Regions from separate parts of the Homo sapiens genome. Here region 1 is linked to region 2. A link is an interaction called in ENCODE POLR2A ChIA-PET data of the cell type or tissue named here. Cell type or tissue: A673. All regions are shown on one strand. Links, peaks and the distances in the headings refer to the core of each region. The heading gives the core; the rest is flanking DNA. Region 1 overlaps ZCCHC2 (zinc finger CCHC-type containing 2). Region 2 overlaps PHLPP1 (PH domain and leucine rich repeat protein phosphatase 1).

The links. Peaks named below come from ENCODE experiments on the same cell type or tissue, not always from the same donor. Only the 100,000 strongest peaks of a DNase experiment are listed, where the experiment ranks them.
Region 1: POLR2A ChIA-PET joins it to region 2 with 14 read pairs; 2 of 35 experiments call an interaction of 5 or more read pairs at or near these places.

Annotation. Positions count from the first base shown.
Region 1 is chr18:62,525,170-62,528,087 of GRCh38, reverse strand. All of the region lies in intron 1 of ZCCHC2 (zinc finger CCHC-type containing 2), which reads right to left. Among named protein-coding and RNA genes, the nearest start is that of ZCCHC2, 3.6 kb to the right of the region's middle. RefSeq lists a silencer at 1,147-1,566. In A673, for the core only: no CTCF peak of the experiment used is centred there; a DNase peak (open chromatin) is centred at 1,257; H3K4me3 peaks cover 2,132 bases; H3K27ac peaks cover 1,416 bases.
Region 2 is chr18:62,799,523-62,802,440 of GRCh38, reverse strand. All of the region lies in intron 1 of PHLPP1 (PH domain and leucine rich repeat protein phosphatase 1), which reads right to left. Among named protein-coding and RNA genes, the nearest start is that of PHLPP1, 85 kb to the right of the region's middle. In A673, for the core only: no CTCF peak of the experiment used is centred there; no DNase peak of the experiment used is centred there; H3K27ac peaks cover 435 bases.

The DNA of each region.
Region 1 (2,918 bases), core at 277-2,776, 270 kb after region 2:
TCTCCAGAGAATCGTCATACCATATTAATCAATAACCACTACTATGATCGTCTACATATTTTATGCTTCTTATACCTTTGTGTCGCTAGTTGGGGACTAAACCTCCAAAATGAGAATACCCATTTTCCCGAACAGTTAACGAATGTCTTTAAGTATGCAAACATTGCTTGCATGTCTTGCTTCCTGTCTTTTCAATGAAACAGCAACAAAACTAGTACCTTTTAAAATACATAGGCATTTTTTTGTTGCTAACACACAATTTATAGTTTGGCTTCCTAATAATAGGAAGACACCCATTTTAAAAACCAAGCGTTTTCAGCTATGCTATATAAGCAGTCTGTAACTTCCTAACACAGGATTGTAACAATCACACAGAGTTCCTAGGACACTCACAGTAGTGAGTGACTTCACTACTGCTCCCTGGCCTCTTTGCTGAATTTTGTACAAGTTACTGGCAGTCCACCGCAGTTGTGTGAGGAATGTGAGATTTATGTACAAGCCTCCTAAAAAAACTGCTGACATTTAAGTTGTAATCCAATGTAATATTTACCATAAAGTCATCCAAATAATAGAAAAACTCTAGAAATGTTACTCTTAAAAGTAAAAACATCCTTGTTGAGCTTTCCTGTATTTCCAATGTAGCCTAAAAAGTATATATTCTACCGGCAACCTGTGTACGTGTTATACCTCAACTATTAACATTGTAACCATGGCATGTCACTAACAGTTGCTGGGCCCAGTCAACTTCAAAGCATGTAATATAAAATTGGCATTAAAGACATGTTCTGTCTGTAAATGTCATTAGTTTTTAAATTTTTTAATAGACAAGCTGATTCAGTACTGGATACAAGGAAGTCCTGTGAGAGCCAGGTGCACTATTCTGGGCCAGTATACCCTTACTTTAATAGAAAAGAGAATTAAAAAGATGCTAACTTTACGTTAACCAATAGTAAGGCTGAAAATACGTCGTTTGGCACACCAAAGAGCTTCACTTAGTAGTTAAGAAAAAGAATGACTCCCAATTAAAATTGCATACTTGTGTCTAAAAGGTTACTTTCGGGGGGGGGGGGGGCGGGGGAAATGCTGCCACACGAATTTCCCTTTACCAGGGTTATCGCCACGGCCCAGTACGGCCCAGCGCAGCATCCACGTGGTTCTCGAGTCCGCCTGGAAGTCTCCGGCGCTAGCCCAAAGCCTGGCCTCCGCGGGAAGAGGCCAAAAGGGCGCCGGGGGCGGGGCCGGCGCGCCGGTCACGTGGGAGGCGCGCGCGGCCGCCATCTTGCAGGGCGGGGGCGGGGAGGAGCCCCGCGCCACGGACCCTATATCGCCGTGCGCTAGCTCCGGGCGTTGCGTGACCTCCGAGCCCCTAAGGCGGGTCGCGGCGCCTCCACGCGAGGGGCGCGCGAGCTTTGGGCTCATCCCTGACGATGGGGAGGTGCGCCCGCCCTCCCCGGGTGCGCGGCGGCGGCGGCGGGAGGCCGAGAACAGCTGGGCCGGACTGCAGCGAATGAGGGCTTAACTCAGCCCACCCACATCAGCGGCCTCTGGAGTGACAGCCTGGGAGCAACATCATCAGATAAAAGGTCAAGGCCAGAACAAGCCACAGCTGGGACTCGGAGGTCACTCTACGCAGCAGAAAATGCGGGGTCGTAACAACTTAATGAGATGTGAATGATGTGTTACGGTAACCCTAAACAACTGCTGGAGAAGTTCACCACACACCACGCATCTAGAAATAGCCCAGTGTCACCTGTAGTACGCGGCCCCTATGATTTATTCCCCCACTTCACTTGACACGTCCTGAGAAGCAGTGATGTGCTGACGTTAATGGCAGGATGCCCAACCTCACTTTGTCCATCCCTCCCAGCACTCACTGGTTGCAGAAAAGGTCACGCATTGCGGTCAACATAAAAATCTCATTACTCTGGTCTGCATGCATCCCTCCCCTTTCTCTACTTGCCCTCCAACACGCTTATTAAAAACAAAATTTAAAGAAAGAAAAGGGAAAGAAAAAAAGACTTTCAGCAGTTAAAATCAGAAATCAAGTACCTTTGTTGGAATAGTATGAATGGAATGATATGAGGTTCCACTGTGGGACATTTTCTTTAGACCTGCAATTTAAGGCTATCTTTACAATATTGTATGTTATTACAATAACATTTTAAATAAGCATTGTTCCTGAATTCATGTTTTTGTCTCTAAATTTAATGGCTGTGCGGCATATAGGACTTTTGGGAAATTAACGAGTAGGCTGAAGAGTGGAGGAGGCTTTTACCATCAGCACACGCACTGCATGCTAGTGGTAAACAGGCGCTGGAAGATGACAAAATTTCAAACTCACCGAGATAATGCTGGGCACTAGAGCGTTACATCTGAGTTTGATAAAATACGTCCCAAAACATGAATTAGTTACCTCACAGAAGCGTCGTTTTAAAAAAGGGGTTCAGGCTAGATTATCTCTAAATTCCTTCCAGCCCCAAATCCATTGATTCCACGGGTACTGAGTCCACAAAGCCACTAGTGAAATACCATGCCCAATTTTAGTTCTGGGGTACTGAATGACAGCAGATATATATATACTGAATTAACGTTCAAGCAAGGAGAGGAGAAAATCCCCTTTTCCATTATCTCCTAGAGATCACCTAAGCTGAAAAACATGGCATCCAAATCAACACCTTTCAAAAGCCTGTGACCCCACAAATAATCTCACTTTACAGTTCTCACTCTTACTGAAACCTACTCCCCACCTTCCCATGGAAAAGTCCTCCTCAAAGACTCACTGGACCCTAATTATCATTAAATTGCTTTCATGGCTGTAAAAAAAATTCATCTTTAATGTTTGCGACAAGTGTCTCATCTGGATTCTCGTCTACTACATTTTGGTGTTTAAGTGATTCTTTTGGGCAACATTAACGCCT
Region 2 (2,918 bases), core at 202-2,701:
TTATTCTGCTTGGGAGGGTGTGTTAATCCCCACATGCTCAGGCTCCACTTTGCTCTTTTCCTTCCCTGGAATCGAATCTGCCCTCTTCCCCACATGTACCCCTCCAAAAAGACTTGGGAACCTTATCACTTCCTTCCTGGGTTGCTCCACTGTTTTCTTGCTGTTCAGGCTCAGCTCTGCAGTTCCTGCAGACTCCATGCTCCTCCCTTTCTTTGGGCCACTCAGTCCTTCCTCTGACCCACTGGTGAGCCAACCTTTCTTCTTTTCTTTGGCCTCTCTTCCATCAACAACTGGAAAAAGGGGTAGCTCGTATCCTCATAACCCCCTCTGCTCATTCTTCTAGCCCTTCTTTGCCTCTGGGTGCTCACATACACACATTCTGGCCAAGAAAGTAGTCAGGGGAGTGAGAGAAAAGAAAGGCAACAAGGAAAAAACGGTTAAAAAAAATAGAAAAAGTAAAAATATTAATGGTACTAGACATAAGTCAAAACAACACAAAGCCAATGTGTTCCTAGAGACTAGGAGTGATGCTCTGTGTATGCAAATGTGAATGACATAAAAGTTAAATATGAAATATGAGAAAAACAAGACATAGGTAAGAAAATGTGTTAAAATGCTGAAGAGACAGAAGGTAAATGCCTATGACTTGGAAAGAAATATGAGAAACCATGGACATAAAAACAAACAGAGGCCAGGCACAGTGGTTCACGCCTATAATCCCAGCACTTTGGGAGGCAGAGGCAGGCGGACCACTTGACGTCAGGAGTTTGAGACCAGTCTGGCCAACATGGGGAAACCCATCTCTAGTAAAAATACAAAAATTAGCCGGGCATGGTGGTGCATGCCTGTAGTCTCAGCTACTCAAGAGGCTGAGGCAGGAGAATCACTTGAATCCGGGAGGCAGAGGTTGCAGTAAGCCAAGATCACGCCATTGCACTCCAGCCTGGGCGACGGACGGACAGAGGGAGGCTCCATATACTAACTAACAATTTCTGCTTGATGCATCTCTTTAGCATCAAACCTACCAGGCAAAACATGTCACCTCAGCAAATTCACAATTAAAAATTAATTACTCAGAACAATTAATTAGAAATTAGCAGCCAGGAGTGGTGGCTCACATCTGTAATCCCAGCACTTTGGGAGGCCAAGGCAAGCGGATTACTTGAGGCCAGGAGTTTGAGACCAGCCTGGCCAACATGGTGAAACCCCGTCTCTACTAAAAATACAAAAACTAGCAGGGTGTGGGCACCTCTAATCCCTGCTACTTGGGAGGCTGAGGCAGGAGAATCACTGGGGCCCAGGAGAAGGAGGCTGCAGTGAGCCAAGATCATGCCACTGCACTCCAGCCTGGGAGATAGGGCAAGAAAGGGAAGGAGGGAGGGAGGGAGGGAGGGAGGGAGGGAGGGAGGGAGGGAGGGAGGGAGGGAGGGAAGGAAGCAAGGAAGGAAGGAATTAGCTGTAATTCAACTCTCAACTTAATTTGCACAAATACCAACAAAGGGAATTTCTGGTTAAGTAAAAGTGGATTTCAGCTGAACTTCTCTCTATGTCTCCTCCACCAACAGTGACAAGAGATTCTTACCCCTAAAGATTGAGTTCATGTTTACAAAAGCTCACTATTAAGTCATGCAAAGAATGCAGGTAGCCGGAGAAGCCAGCTCAGCATCGAATAGCTTCAAGGCACTCTAGAAAATAAAGCCCTACTCTAAATAGGTTATTATTAGGATCATAAGCAGAAACTCGCTAAACAACAAAACAAGTAACATGAACCAAAGTAAATATCAAACTGAGAGGGTTTTTACAACAGAGACTCTTCTTTTCATATGCTCCCCCGAGACAAACAGCCCATTCTTCAGCCACCCTCACTCACTTTCCCCTTGAGAATTTTAACTGCATATAATGAAAGATGTTATAGGTGAGTTTGTATGCATTATCCATGACTAATCTAGAAGCAGAAAAAAAGTTGAGATCACCACTATATACCTAATATTAACTATAGAGCCAGCTTTAAAACATAACTGAAGACTGAACTTACTAAAAATAATCAAACCACAAAAACTATACAGTTGACCCAAATAAATTACATTTTATGCAACACAAACTCTAAAGCGTTAATTTATAACGCAAACGAAGAACATTCGGATATCCCTGTTGTTCAAAACCTTCCCCACCTGTTCTCTGTCCCCAGAAGTGACAAGTGTGTAAAGGGCCTTCTATGCACTCTGCCTCCCACTGGATTCAGCCAGTGGGGGGTGGGGAGAGAAGAGAGTGTGGTCAAGGGTATCTATTCTCCGGACACCCTCCCTATTAGGTGGCCTCCAGCTGGCCGTGCCCTGGTCTGAAGTTCTCTCAAGGTGCAGTCAGCTCTAGCTAAAGGGTCTAGCATCTCCTGCTAGGTTCTATAAATCTCTTCTTCCACTCATCCCTTTGGGGTGTGGGTTAATAACATCTCCAGCAGTTGATAATTTCAGGCATTTTCTACACTAAACCTTGCAGTTCCCCAATACCCTGTCCACATCCTTCTAAAATTCTCCTGATTTAAGTGTGCTATTTCCTGTTGAGATCTTGACTATTATACTTGTTAAAAAGAGGAAAAATGTTTTAATGAACATTTAAGAGATATGTTCTGTTTATAAGCAGTAAGGCCCAAGCAAATAAACAAAAACCCTCAGCTATATTTTCAATATGAATACAGGTGAGGGAAGGTCAAAGAACTGCACTTCTGCTGTAGAACACACACTGTATTCTACAAGGGTATCATAAATAAATGGTTTATGATAGATGAATGGAGAGAGATGCCTGAAAGGGGGAAAATACAGCAGGAAGATCCGGGGAACCTGCACACTGTGCAACTATCATTCTTTCTATTCCAGATGCTCTCATTCTTTAGCTGTGCACCTTAAACACATCCTTTGAGC